Linked DNA regions of Homo sapiens: region 2 is linked to region 1. Evidence: chromatin contacts called from ENCODE Hi-C or POLR2A ChIA-PET data. All regions are on one chromosome and are shown on one strand. The core of a region is the stretch at or near the end of the contact, and the rest is flanking DNA. Distances in the headings are between cores, read along the strand shown.

What was found. A loop is a pair of places that touch in the nucleus more often than their neighbours do. ChIA-PET counts read pairs that join two places held with the same protein, here RNA polymerase II (POLR2A). Pooled maps may share reads with other maps.
Region 2: a pooled map shows a loop between it and region 1 (2.7-fold over the local background). The contact joins two enhancer-like sites. A Hi-C loop is called at or near these places in 1 of 168 maps with a recorded cell type or tissue (OCI-LY7), 7 of 37 single-sample maps with no recorded cell type and 10 of 50 pooled maps. POLR2A ChIA-PET finds 5 or more read pairs at or near these places in 1 of 52 experiments (WTC11).

The regions. Positions count from the first base shown.
Region 1 is chr2:38,257,855-38,265,345 of GRCh38, forward strand. No RefSeq gene overlaps it. Among named protein-coding and RNA genes, the nearest start is that of ATL2, 120 kb to the right of the region's middle. Within about 2 kb of position 2,782, at least 3 of the 41 ENCODE cell types and tissues checked have a DNase peak (open chromatin) inside an H3K27ac peak, as active enhancers do.
Region 2 is chr2:38,503,972-38,511,462 of GRCh38, forward strand. The region is part of intron 1 of LINC02613 (long intergenic non-protein coding RNA 2613); the gene reads right to left. Among named protein-coding and RNA genes, the nearest start is that of LINC02613, 8.0 kb to the right of the region's middle. Within about 2 kb of position 4,545, at least 15 of the 41 ENCODE cell types and tissues checked have a DNase peak (open chromatin) inside an H3K27ac peak, as active enhancers do.

The DNA of each region.
Region 1 (7,491 bases), core at 1,532-4,031:
GAGAGAGAGAGAGAGAGAGATCCTCCCACCACAGCCTCCGGAGTAGCTGGGACTACAGGCATGCACCTCCATGCCCAGCTAATTTTTTTGTACTTTTAATACAGACAGAGTTTCGCCATGTTGCCCAGGTAGCTCTTGAACTCCTGGGCTTAAATGATCCACCCACCTTGGCCTCCCAAAGTGCTGGGATTACGAGCCACTGTGCCCAGTCATATTTTTTTTTTAAATAGACTTTATTTTTTAGAGCAGTTTTAGGTCCACAACAAAATTGAGCAGAAAATACAGTATTCATATATACTCCCTGACTGCATGTGCATATAGCCCCCACCCCACTATCAACATCCCCCACAAGAGGGATACACGTGTTATAAATGATGAGCCTACAATGACAAATCAATATCACCCAAAGCCATAGTTTACATTAGGCTTCACTTTTGGAGTTGTACATTCTATGGATTTGGACAGATATATGGCATGTATCTACCATTATACTATCATAGAGAGTAGTTTCACTGCCCTAAAAATCCTCTGTGCCCCGCCATTTCAGCCCTCCCTCCCCCAAACCCCTGACCACCACAGATCTTACTACTGTCTCCATAGTTTTGTCTTGTCTAGAATGTCATATAGTTGGTATCATATGAAGCCTTTTCAGATCGGCTTCTTTCACTTAGTAATACGCATTTAAGGTTCCTCCGTGTCTTTCCATGACTTGATCGTTCATTTCTTTTTAGCACTAATTAATATTCCATTGTCTAAATGTACCACAGTTTATTTATCCATTCACCTGCTGAAGCATATCTTGGTTGCTTCCATGTTTTACAGTTATAAATAAAGCTGCTCTAAACATTTGTGTGCAAGTTTTTGTTCATTTGGGTAAATACCAAGGAACATGATTGCTGGATCGTATGGTAAGGGTATGTTTAGTTTTGTAAGAAACTACCAAACTGCTTTGCAAAGTGGCTCTACCGTTTTGCATTCCCACCAGCAATGAATGAGAGTTCCTATTGCTCCATATCCTTGCCAGTATTTGGTGTTGGCAGTGTTTTGGATTTGGATTTTGGCCATTTTAACAGGTAAGTGGTATGGCCTTTTTTTTTTTTTTTTTTCTTTTTGAGATGGAGTATCACTCTGTTGCCCAAGCTGGAGTGCAGTGGCACAATCTTGGTTTACTGCAAGCTCCACCTCCCAGGTTCAAGCGCTTCTCCTGCCTCAGTCTCCCACGTAGCTGGGATTATAGGTGCCTACTACCATGCCTGGCTAATTTTTTGTATTTTTAGTAGAGATGGAGTTTCACCATGTTGGTCAGGTTGGTCTGGAGCTCCTGTCCTCAAGCAATCCATCCACCTCAGCCTCCCGAAGTGCTGGGATTACAGGCATGTGCCACCATGCCCGGCCTCATTCTTTTTTAATGTCATAGTTTTATGACATGGGCTGCAACATTCTTCTAGAGTCTGCACTTCATTTGATATTTGTTTTTCCTACTACTTTCCTTCTTTCTTCTTGTAACATCTTTGTATATTAAAGATCCTGTGATGGCTCCTTTTTTATTACTTTTTACAGAAACAGTTGATTTTTTTTCCTGTATCAGCTTTTTGCTTTCTTACTCATGTGATTTTCCTGTATTAGCCAACCAATTACGGTGAAAATGGTGACACAGAAGGACAGGGGGAAATGGGGCAACTCATAGTTCCTTTTCCCTTCAGTTGTTCTTTTTCCTTTCCTTTTCTTTCAAAAAAGAGAGAGGGTCTTGCTCTGTTGCCCAGGATGGAGTGCAGTGTTGCAATCATGGCTCTCAGTCTTGAACTCCTGAGATCAAGCGATCCTCCCAGCTCAGCCTCCAGGGTAGCTAAGACTACAGGCCTGCACCACCACGCCAAGCTAATTTTTAATTTTTTTGTGGAGATAGGGTCTCACTATGTTGCCCAGGGTTGTCTCAAATTCCTGGCCTCAAGTGATCCTCCCCTCTCAGCCTCCCAAAGCACTGGGATTACAGGTGTGAGCCTGTGCACCCAGCTCAGTTTTTCTTTACTCATCAGTAAGTCAAAGGTACAGACTGTTGGTAGAAAGTCCTCATACAAAAAAATGAAATGAAAACAATCTGAGCTCATTTTGTATAGCATTTCCATTGTTCTGGCAAACACAAAATATATATGAATGTACAAACTGAGAAATATAAATTGTATAATTTTAGTGATTCTGCGTAAAATTTAAATGTTCTTCTATTTACATTTAAAATTGCCATTTTATGCTAATATCATTAAATTTTAATTTTTCTTTTCTTAGAACAACAATAAATTTTAAAAACTTCATGACAAGTCGAGAGGGAAAGTACAGAGGAAAGGAAGGAATTTTATGTTTTAGTAATTTTCACATCATTTTTCCTTGATTTTCGAAGGAGGGCCTTGCATTTTCAGGCCCTGCAAATTATGCAGCCAACCTTGCATAGGAGGTTAGTGCTGGAAAGACCTTAGAGATTATCTAGCTCAATCCATTCATCAGACACAAAAGATGGACTGAGAAAGATGAAATGATATTTTGCTTAGGAAATTAAAAGGGGAGAGTAGGATGGGAAAAACTTCCTCCATCTTCAGATCTTCAGGAGTGAACGGTGGTTTCACTGAAAGACACTAAGTCCACGGGGAGCCGCACCTCTCAGATCTGTCTCTTTGCAGGTTGTCTAACGCCCACTCCCTCCCGTGTTGATCTGGGCTTCTCTCACATTAGAGGGCAGTAGAGCCAAGTACCCAGATCCTTTGCAGCTGCTGCATATTTTGGCCCCACGTCCACCATCCTGGGTTTCCCCCTGTGGGTGTCCTTCCCACACATTCAACATCCAAGCAAGGTCCTACACCACCAAGAGAGTCCCGCCAGCCCTGGGCACCTACGGGGACTTCCAGTGGACACGTATTCTATTCTTGGGAACTTTCGGTTTCTAAGAAGTCCACAAAGCCTTTAAAAGTTTGGAAAAAGAGTTGAAAAGAATCGTAAGAGGTAGGATTTAGAGGAGAACGGGGAGTCCCGATGCAACGCCCTGAGTCTTCCTCCCTTAGACAACTTTTTCCTTCCTGTGAAGACAGTATGCAAGGAAAAAAAGAGAGTGCTAGAACTGAATTGGGAACAATGTAATGTCTTTTTCTATTGCTCTGGCAAAATCCTTGCTGAGAAACTGAGAAGTGTTGATTCTGAAAGCTTTTTTAGAAATTCTTTCCAAGGCAACTTAATTCAACAACACATTTAACAAGAGTCTTTTGTCAGACATCCTGTCCTCTGATATTTTAGAAAACACCACACACACACACACACACACACACGTGCACATGCATGTATGCACACACACTTTATTTTCACTTTTCTTCCCATCCAGCCCAAGGCATGCCCAGAGCACAGCAAAGCAACGCTTGGAGCTTTGAAAGGACACCATGTCCTTTCAAAACATGATTTTGAATTCCATCCTGCCTTCTCTCCACCTACATTAAAACTCTTGAAGGACATTTTCTTCTAATACTGTCTTTTTTGGGACTTCTTCATGTTGCCTGCAAATTATCTCTTTTCGAATCACAGCGTTTTGGGCACAGACCATCACTGCCCACGGAGTGATGAAGCAGACCGGGGCTGTGGTTACAGAGTCAGAAAGAAGGGTCTCCTGCCCCAGGGACCACCACACCCTCTCCCAGCATTCAAGCTGCCCAAGCTTTCTCAGAAAACATCTTTCCAGGCCATCACCAGCAGCGGGTTTTACCAAAAACGTCCCACTCTCTGGCTTCCTTGCTGATCTGTGGGCCTTGCTGGATCCACCCGCTCACGCACGGCCCTCCCCACAGACCTCTGCCTCGGCTGGATTCTTCCCTTCCACTGGCTCTTATGTGCTGGACTTCTGGATTCTCATTTGCTTCCTGAATTTTGTCGCCAGGACTCAGAATTCAGTCCTCCTGTCCAGTTCTGCTCTTGCGAGAGCCAACTCACATGCAAGCCCTCAAATCCTTCCTCATTGCTCTGAGGCTGGTTCTGGAGCACTTCGGCAGGGCCTGTATTCTAGCATAGTATCATAGTGCTTGCCTCCCCCACTAAAATGAAAATCAGGGACAATGACTCTTTCTCCAGGCCTCCTCTTCTACCCAAATACCTGGTGCTGGACTGGTATGCCGGCACACATTAGATGCTCAGTAAATAATTGCTGTCTAAAACAGATGTTCTCCACTGCAAGCACAACATTCCTTGTTAACATATCTGCACAAAAACCCAGAAAACAAATGTGGTTGTAACTTTGATTTCAGTTTGACAAACGTCTTTCAGTTGTGTTTCCAGAACGCCTCTTCCATCAACTTCAAAAGGCTGTGAACCGGGAGGCTGTCACACACGTAAGATCCAAAAAGCCACGTGGACTGCTCTGCCCAGCTGCAGGGCACTAGGGGCTGTTGTTGAGCTCTGAACAGATCCTGGGATTATTTATAATTGAAAATCAGACTCTGAGAGCCTTTAGAGTCATGAAGGAACTCATTATTCTCCTTCCCCACGTGCTTCTCCTCTGTTTTTCCCACCTCTGCCTCTGACCTGACATCTGACCACACTCACAGCAGGCTCTTCAGATCCCCTAGGCCTCAGAGCACCTGTGCTTGGCAAACAGCTGCTTTCCTGCTGGACTGAGACCCGCAGACCACCTGCATGCCCACACATACCCTTCTGACTGCAATGGAGCATCAAAGACTGAGAGCGAGGACCGGGTGGCCAGCTGAGGCGGAAACTCCGCCAGAGCTGACTTATTCCCAGGCTTATCTCAGCAGGGGCCTGCAGAAGTGGGGACACGGAATTGAGGCCACTGTGAGTTTTCGGTGTAAGCTTAGTCCCATTTCCAATCCACATGATCACCTCCCTGCCCCCTCCCCCTCCACATTCTTGGCCTGAGCCAGTCCCTCCCGTGAACACAGCAAAGGCCAGGTGACCAAGAAAGTGGAATAATAAAGGATTTTAGACTGGGGGAGGCAACTAATGGTCTTCTAAGCCAGTGAATAAAAAACTGTTTTAGCTGCCCAACCCTTTCTTCAAAAGAACCTTATTGGAAAGTCAAACAGGCAAAACCTATAAAAACCCAGAAAGAACAATCCACACTTCTGCTCTCTGGTTTTGCTTCTATCTGGCCATGATGTTTTCATCATTTTACTCTTCTGCCTTAGCTCCCTTTCATTCCTGACAAGCAGAGGCCTCTGACATCTCTGAGCCCAAACATGGGTACAGCAGTGCCTCTGAAGCCAGCAGTGCCAGACCAGCAGCAGAACTTCTCTTGCCCATCTGGGAATGGTGTTTACTGAAAACCAGAGAAAACAGGCACATTGATGAGTCCATCAGTTAGATTATTCTTTCTTGAGAGTGGCTGAAACCTGTATGAGTTTGTTCTCACATTGCTATAAAGAAATACCTGAGACTGGGCAATTTATAAAGAAAAGAGGTTTAATGGGCTTATGGTTCTGCAGGCTGTACAGAAAGCATGGTAGCATCTGCTTCCAGGGAGGCGTCAGGAAGCTTCCAATCATGGCAGAAGGTGAAAGGGGAGTAGGCATCTCACATGACAGGAGCAGAAGCAAGAGAAGGACGTGGGGGAGGAGCCACCCACTTTTAAACAGCCAGATCTCACGAGAACTCACTCACCATCATGAGAACAGCACCAAGGGGATGGTGACAAACCATTCGTGAGACATCTGCCCCCATGATCCAATTACCTCCCACCAGGCCCCACCTCCAGCACGGGAATTACAGCTCAACATGAGATGTAGTGAAGACACGGATCCAAACCATATCAAAGCCCAATACAAATAAGTTTAATTAAAATGGGGCTTTATTGGAAGGATAGTGGAACATCCACACACATACCTGGGCTCCCAGTAACTAGAATCCAGCCTCAGTGCCATGATGATCCCTCTTTCTCTGTCTCTCCTCTCTCATTCTCTCCAGTAGAGATGAGTTTTCTCTGTGTGACCACAAACATAGCCTCTGGGAGCTCTAGATTCCCATCCCTCCAGATTCCCATCCCTCCAGACTCCCTGAGCCAAAAAGCCCTCACCACCAACTTCTTTTAAAACAATCCTAGGAAAGCCTCTGATTGGTCCAGATTCCGCCATGTGCCCATCCCTGAACCAATCACTGTAGCCAGAGGGATGGACACATGTTCTCCCCATGGCCAGGATGCAGAGTTCTGGGATTGGCAGCTCCTTCCGGGCCATCAGCAAGGACACCGGGAGGAAGTAGTTCCGTGAAGAAAGAAGGGCTTCTGTTAGATTGATGGCAAACAGCACAGGTTCTTAATATTTTGATAGAGACTCTCTTGGAAACTCCTATAGCCGAAAAGATGCCTTAACCAAAAAGATTGTACCTTTGACTTCAGAATCAAAGTAACTGTAACTGAATTCCATAACTAAGAATTTAGTCCTCCTGTCCAGTTCTCTCTATTGCTCTTGCAAGAACCAGCTCAAATGCAACCCCTCAAGGCCTTTGTCATTGTTCTGAGGCCTGTTCTGGAGCATTTGAGCAGTGCCTATATTCTAAAATAGTATCTGATCTAATTAATGTTTGCCTCCTCCACTAAACTCTAACACAGGAACAATGAGTCCAGCTCCAAGCATTAGAGGCTGGGGCAACAGAGCCCTGCAGAGCTCCTCAGGCCACGCGCAGAGGGAGCCCCCACACTCCTTCCCTACACACCAGAATTAAAAACCAAACATTAGCTGGGAGTGCATGTGTTGCTTTTCTTTTGAGACTGGATTCAACTTGAAAGGACTCTTCATCTTATCTTGTGCAAGTGAGCAAGGGGAAGAGTGTTGGTTCTGTGGTGCAATAAATAACTTCTCATTATGAGAAATGCGATGCCCCTCTCCACCTAGCCATTTGGAAACCATAATCTGACATTACAGAAGCTTTTCTTGTGAGACCAGAGATATCTGAACCACTTCTCTTTTCAAGCAACTTCAGCAGGCTTTCCATGCTATTAGTGGAACAAGTCCAAGCTATCTTTGATTTGTGGTCGCTTGATTGGGTCCTGAAAGGACAGGCTCTGCTTTGTGAGGAGGGATAATTGCTTGGGAATCCTGCAGAGTAATTTAATTCCTGTGCAGTTAGAGGGACCACAAATTTGGAGAAACTTAACTCCTCTGGAGAGATGACAATATATGTGAAGGTTCCTCTCCACCATATGGGCCCTTCCTTTCCTCTGACAGCTCACTTCAGCCCTTTCTGCCTCATAAATTTTCCTGACACTGGGAATGTTTTCCTAGAAAAGAGGAGGTTCTTCTCAGATCCTGCCACACAAAGCCTGAGGCCACTTAGAAAATGATCCAGCTGCACAGCCTAACAGGTCAAACCACCATATCCTTAGGCACAATGTCATCACCTAACTCTGTGAATTTCAAACTCACTCCAGCAACCCATAGGGCAGTCAGAGTGGGAGGGTAGTAGTGTGTGAGGCCAAGAAATTGACCATCCTTTACTGATAGGAAGGGAGAG
Region 2 (7,491 bases), core at 3,295-5,794, 250 kb after region 1:
AAAATAAAATAACACTTCGTTTCATTCAACCTCTTTGGAAGCCAGATCTGATCTAGTTGCTTGTGTTCAATGCCAGCCCCAGGTCTTGCTCTTTATTGATGCTTATTACCTGTTGCTGGCTTGATGGGAGGGTGTGGTGACAGTCAATAGATGCATTCCAGGGGGAAAGGAGGGGGCAGTAAACAGTTCAGGGCTTCTCAGTTGGTCCCAGATCAGGAAGACAACTGAGGACAAGGCCCTGGCAGAGAGGCCTGGAAGATTTTCCAAAACTGGGATCCAGAAGAGAGGTTTCCCCTCTCAGGTCACATAGGCAAGGCTGGACTCTGCTGTCTGTAATTTCATCACTGGCCAGAGCAGGATTTCTGAGATGTAATAAGAATTCCAGGACAGCACACATGAGGCAGCAGGTGGCTGGCAGCCTTATGCTAGATGAAGCCTGGGTGGCGAGGCAGTTCCCCAGCAGGGACACACACTAGGGGGGCCCACATTCCTTCCTGCTCCACCCGCCGTAACCCACCTCCCCTTCCCCCTTCTCATCTGTATTTCTGAATGCCAGGCCCACTCAGGCCAGACATTTAAGACAGCACCACCAAACTTCTAGCACCTTCAACAGTTGTCAAGACTGATGAGAAAAAAAAGAAAGAAAGAAAGAAAAGAAAATAAATTGTTAGCAAACGACTCTTCCCCATCTGTTTTGATAGATGAAGGATTGACAAGATCATAGTTTGTCTCCTTCAGGAGTTAGTGTGGCCAATACAAATCATATCAAAAGTACTTGTTAATTTAGTTTCTGTAGACTAGAAGATAAACAAGTATCTCTTTCTCTCTCTTCCTCTCTTTTTACTTTAAAAAAAAATTTAAAAAATATTATAGGACTTTCACAGCCAAAGTCAACTTTTCACTTCCTTTTCAAAAATTTCCTGGAAATTTTTGTTTTGGTTTCTTTTCACAGTTATGTGATATTTACTTATTTGTTTTTCTCTTAGTGAATATTTAGGTTGTTCTGGGTTTTTTCTTCTTTCACATAATTCTATAATATATTCTTCTGCATATCTTATGTACACATGGGAGAATCTCTTAAGTGGAATTGATGGTTAAGTACTTCCACATCTTTACTAGATAAGTAATTACTAAATTACTATCCAAAATGGTTGCATCAATTTATACTTCCGCCCACAGTGTACATGTTGCTCTGTATCTTCTCAAATACTTTGGCAAATGGTTGTTTTTTTACCAATCTTAGAGATATAAAATGGTACCTTGCTTTGCTTTAATTTACATTTCCCCGGCTACTACTGAGATTGGCATCTTTTCATGTATTTATTGGCCTTTTAGATTTCATCTTCTGTGAATTGTCTGTTCATATCTTTTGCCTAATTTCTTATTGAGCCATTTATCTTTTTCTAATCAATATACAGTTTGGATTGTATATAAATTTGTCTATATGATTTGAATCCTATAGAATGCATATGATTCCAAATCATATACATTCTGAATAATAGTCCTTTTTTTGTTTTGTAGAGATGAGGTGTTGCTATTTGGCCCAGGCTGGTCTCAAACTCCTGGCCTTAAGCAATCCTCCCACCTCAGCCTCCCAAAGCTCTAGGATTACGGCGTGAGCCACCATGCCCAGCTTGGATACTAGTCTTTTGTTCTTTATAGGCTATATTAATTCAAGTCTTCCAAGAAGCAGAAATCAAAACAAAATTGGAAGTGCAAGACAATAATGGGGGGTAATACCTGCGCAGGATAATGGGGAAAAGAGCAGGCATGGTTGGGGAGAGTTTTCAGACCCCAGTGCAGGTCTTTATGCCTGTGAAAGGGAAGAAGAGGAAAGAGAATTGGGTGGGAAAAGCCTCCATCTGCAGGGCAGCTCTGAGAAAGTCAGCCAGGCTAATGGGGAGCCTCAGAAGAAAGTTTGCCTTTTAAAGAAGTCCCACACTGAGCAGGAATGACTCAACTCTGGTACTCCCTCCGTACTCAGACATTGGCTAGGATCGGTCAGAGCTAGCAGAGCCTCTGCTAGAACACAGTGGTGGATCCTGAAGATGAGGCAACTCCAGGCTGTCAGCCAATCACACCTCATAAGTGTGTCTCTGTTGAAAGGAGCCGAACAGCACACTCCCCTGACTGCCACATTGCAAATATCTTTTCCCAGTTTGTGTTTGTCTGTTTTTTATTTTACTTTATGGCATATTTTGAGGAAAAGAAGCTTTACCTTTTTTTGTTTGTTTGTTTGTTTGAGACAGGGTCTCTGTCACCCAGGCTGGAGTGCAGTGGCATGATTACAGATCACTGCTGCCTCAACCTCCCTGGCTCAAGCAATCCTCCCACCTCAGTCTCCTAAGAAGCTGGGACTACAGGGGCACACCACCATGCCTGATATGGTTTGGCTCTGTGTCCCCACCAAAATCTCATGTTGATTGTAATCCCCATGTGTTGGAGGAGGGGCCTGGTGGAAGGTGATTGGCTCATGGGGGTGGTTTCTAATGGTTTAGCACCATCTCCCTAGTGCTGTTTCATGATGGACTTCTCACAAGATCTGGTTGTTTAAAAGTGTGTAGCACTTCCCCCTTCTCTCTCTCTCTCTCCTGCCACCATGTGAAGATGTGCTTGCTTCCCCTTTACCTTCCATCATGATTGTAAATTTCCTAAGGCCTCCCCAGCCATACCTCCTGTACAGTCTGCAGAACTGTGTGTCAATTAAATCTCTTTTCTTTATAAATTCCCCAGTCTCAGATAGTTCTTTATAGCAGTATGAGAATGGACTAACACAATGCTCGACTATTTTTTCCTATCTTTTGTAGAGATGGGGTCTCACTAGGTTTCCTAGACTGGTCTTAAACTCCTGGGCTCAAGTGACCCTCCCACCTTGGCCTGCCAAAGTGCTGAGATTATAGGCATGAACCACCATGCCCAGCCAAAGCTTTACATTTTAATGCACATAAATTTACGAATGTTTTTCTTTAGTGCTTGTACTTATTTCTGTTTTATGATATTATTGCCTACACTGTGATCTTGGAAGTTTTTCTGTATTTTCTCCTAGAAGTCTGAAAGTTTTACTTAAAATTTTTTTCACCTAAAATTTCATATTGTTGGGTTCGTTTTCAATATGGGCTATCAAATTCCCAGTACCACTAATTGAATAATTTATTCTTTCTCTACTCATCTGCATGTCACCTCTGTCATATATCAAGTCTTCATAAGTACAGAGATCTGTTTTGCGAGTCTCTATTCTGTTCTATTGGTCTGTTTGTCTCTTTCTTGGCTAAAGCCACACAGTCTTAATTTAACAGGTCTTATAGTCTTATAGGGTGAGTCGCTCATCTTGTGTTTTTCAAAATTTCTTAACTATTTTTGGTCCTTTTTCAGAACAATGTTAGAATCATCCTGTCTAGACCCATAAAAAAAATCCTATGTGAATTTGGTTGGAGTCACAAAGAATTTATAATTTGGGAAGAATTGAAATTTATGACACCAAGGCTGGGTGCAGTGGCTCACACCTGTAATCCCAGCACTTTGGGAGGCCAAGGCAGGCAGATCACGAGATCACGAGATCGAGACTATCCTGGCTAACACAGTGAAACCCTGTCTCTATTAAAAAATACAAAAAATTAGCCGGGCGTGCCGGTGGGCACCTGTAGTCCCAGCTACTCGGGAGGCTGAGGCAGGAGAATGGCATGAATCCAGGAGGCAGAGCTTGCAGTAAGCCGAGATCATGCCACTACACTCCAGCCTGGGCAACAGAGTGAGACTCCATCTCAAAAAAAAAAAAAAAAAGAAATTTATGACACTGTATCTTCATATCATAAATACATCTTATCTATCTATTAAAGAATACCTAGGCCAGGCACAGTGGTTCACATCTGTAATCACAGCACTTTGGGAGGCCAAGGCAGGAGGATCACTTGAGGCCAGAAGTTCGAGACCAGGCTGGGCAACATAGTGAGATCCTATTTTACAAAAAAAAAAAAAAAATTAGCCAGGTGTGGTGTCATCCACCTGTAGTCCCAGTTACTTGGGAATCTGAAGCAGGAGGATTGCTTGAGTCCAAGAATTCAAGGCTGCAGTGAGCTATGATGGTGCCAACTGCACCCTAGCCTGGGCAACAGAGAGAGACCTTGTCTCTAAAAAACCCTAAGAACAAAAACAAAACAAAACAAAAAGAATACCTAAACAAGTAAAGTTTTATAATTTTCTTCATAAAGATCATGTATATATTTCTGGTACCTTATAGCTTTTGTTTCTTTTATAGGTGTTAGCTTTAAATTTTTTTATTTTCTAACTGTGGTTGGTACCTTAAAATGCAAGTTAATTTTTGTATAATGACCTTCTATCTAGTAACTTTGATGTGTTCTCCTAAATTTTATAAGGCTCTCTTTTACACATCTCTGGAAAGTTTAGATACTTCTGTACCGGAGCAAAAGTCATCAGCAAGCACTTACCCTTGGTGACAAAAGCAGTCCGAGCAAAGGACTAACTCGCAACCTCCCTTGCCTAAACGACTGCAGCTTGTTCCTAAATCTTACTATCCTATTGACACATGCAACAGCAACGCCCCCTTCTGGAGACCTGCCAACAAGACAGAAGTCTCCAGAGAGAAAGCCCTCGTGCTTGTTTAGATCAAAGATCCAGACCAAGTGGCCTCGCTTGAGGTCAGCCTTGCTGTTACAAAACAGAATGATCCCCAGGCAAAGGGCTCAGAGCCAGCTGGGTTAGATGAGGGGCTGCCTGGGTGACCTGATTAGAGGATGCTGTTTCTTGATTGGCCACATCCACTCTGTCCTTCCACTCCTACTTGAAAAGGCCTTGGGGACATCAGAAAGCAGGCCAGAAGGAGGAAGCAGCACTGCATGGAGAAAGAGTTAGCGTGAAGCCTGCCCCTTGCCCACTGAACACCCCTGCTCAGCCCGCAAGCTGTTTCCCAGCTAGGCTTCCACCCAAAACATCCATCTGGCTTGATTGCTGGGGGCAGCCGGCAGCTTCAAGAGACCTGTGAGGCCAGGAAGATGCATTCCATAGCTGTTGGCTTTGAGGTCATCCTATGTGATGCTAGAGAAAGAGAGACAGAGAGAGGAGGATGAAGAGCTGGTGCCCATTTGTTGGGCACTGGCATCTCACTGGACCCCAGCTGTCTCCATGCAATGGCCCAGAAGCAAGGTGACTTTTCCAGAGATCCCATTTCCCCTTAGAGAAAGGCCATTTCTCCATGGCCTACTTGGGTGTATAGGATAATGGCCTGATGTGAAGGGCTAGGTTTTATTTCCATATCTATCAAAGCTGAAAGCCAATGGGGCAGAGTAAAAAGTAAATGAACCTGAAGTCAGACAGATCTGAGTTCAAATCCCTAGGTGAATTCAGGCAGGGTGTAATCAACTCTTCTGAACTTTGATTTCATCCTCTGTCTAAGGGGGAAGAAAATACCTTCCTTGTAGGGTTGTTGAGATGATTAAATTGAATTAAATCATGTACATCGCAGCAGAGTGGCTGCCTGATAAAGCTGTTTTTAATCCTTAGAAGGATAATCGCTGAGTCACCTCTCTAATGGATGTGGGATACTTGCCAATCTCAACCTTTTCCCAGTGAACTAAGAAATGTGAGTTCTCCTGAAATGAGAGGCAGCCACTAAGTCCTGTGTTGTGTGCTGAGGATGGAGTTTATGTATATATGGTAACTCATTCTATTCTTACGAGAACCCTGTGAGGTGGATAGTATGGATATTATAGCCATGCTGCAAATGAAGAGACTGAGGTTCAGAAAAGCACCATGACGTCTTGAAGTCATGAGCAGGATATAGAGAGCAGAGATAAGAAGCTGTGTGTGTCCTTTCCAGAAGCCTTTGCTGTGCTGCCCAGGTCATTACCCTTCTCCTGTCTTGACAATCTAGTCCTAGACCTCAGGTAGTCCCACAGGTTTTTTGTTTTGTTTTATTCTGTTTTTAGAGACAGAGTCTCACTCTGTCGTCCAGGCTGGAGTACAGTGACACAGTCATGTCTCACTATGTTGCCCAGGCTGGTCTCTAACTCCTGGCCTCAGACACTCCTCCTGCCTCAGCCTTCCAAAGCACAGATATTACAGGCATTACTGTGCCCTGCCTTAACCCCACAGTTTTTAACTTAGCTCTGGGGCAGTCCTGATCTCTCTTTTTCAGAGGATAAATTATTTCAATTGCCAGGAGCAACAGTTCATTGACCTACATGACCCTTCCGGGCTCTAGTGTTAACAAGAATTGACTGAAAAGCTATGGTTTTTTTTCTATTCTCGCTTTTCCTAGGAACTGCCATTTTGTGTAATGTCCATGAGCTGGAAAGTACAATCAGATAACATTGAAGAGGCAAGAAAGGCTCATGGGAAGAAAAAAAGGGCAAAAGAAGCATTTTTATAGGAATCAGCAAATCAATATTTAAACAAAAAATGATTTCTCTTATTATATATTGTCTTTACTAGAATGATCTGTGCAGCTACTGGTCCCTTCATTCATTTCTAAGGTTCTGGAGGGAAAAGGTCTGTGTCTGTGTTTAATCTTCTTGTTGCTGTTTTTTGGGATTTTTGTTTGTTTGTTTTTTTGTTTTTGAGATGGAGTCTCACTCTGTCACCCCGGCTGGAGGTACAGTGGTGTGATCTTGGCTCACTGCAAGCTCCGCCTCCCGGGTTCAAGCCATTCTCTCACCTCAGCCTCCCGAGTAGCTGGTACTACAGGCGCCCACCACCATGCCTGGCTAATTTTTTGTGTTTTTAGTAGAGACGGGGTTTCACTGTGTTAACCAGGATGGTCTCGATCTCCTGACCTCGTGACCCGCCCGCCTCAGCCTCCCAAAGTGCTAGGATTACAGGCATGAGCCACCACGCCCGGCCCTGTGTTTAATCTTCTACTACACCTGGCCTGGTCTCTAGCATGTACACAAGTGACTCAAGTGGCCCATAGAAGGAAGGAATCGGTGGCCCATCCTCCAGAAATGCCTTCAACTCTGGCTTTTAGTTATGTCTGACATTCTTGCCATGAGAGTTTCCGTCTCTTGGAGGCTGTTCCTTTCCACCAAGTTAACCAGATCCCACACACTGTCCCCAGAGCAGAGCAGGACACCATGGGAAGAGGCCTTGGAAGAAGAAAGTCGAGGGAAAAGCTGACACATGGGACATGGTCAGTCCTATGAGGGACCCAAATGAGAATATGTGCTAGGACATGGAGCATGGTTCCAGCCTCCATAGGAAGGAAGAAAAATCAGGGTCCCCGAGAAGGCAGACATTGCTCACACCATCATTCTGGCAGGACTAGTTTGGTTCCATGATGCAATCTGGGCTGCAAGGCTGAGCAACTCCAAGTGGTTCCTGTGTGAATTGAGATGATGGCCTTGGTCTCATTCCTCTGGTCTCCAACAAAATTGGGATGGACTACTACAGACCTCTGGGGAGCCCAGAATGCTCTTCAGAGCAGGAGATGCCCAGAGCCTCATTCCACCAAGGCAGGTCAAGAGGCTACTGATGTATTAT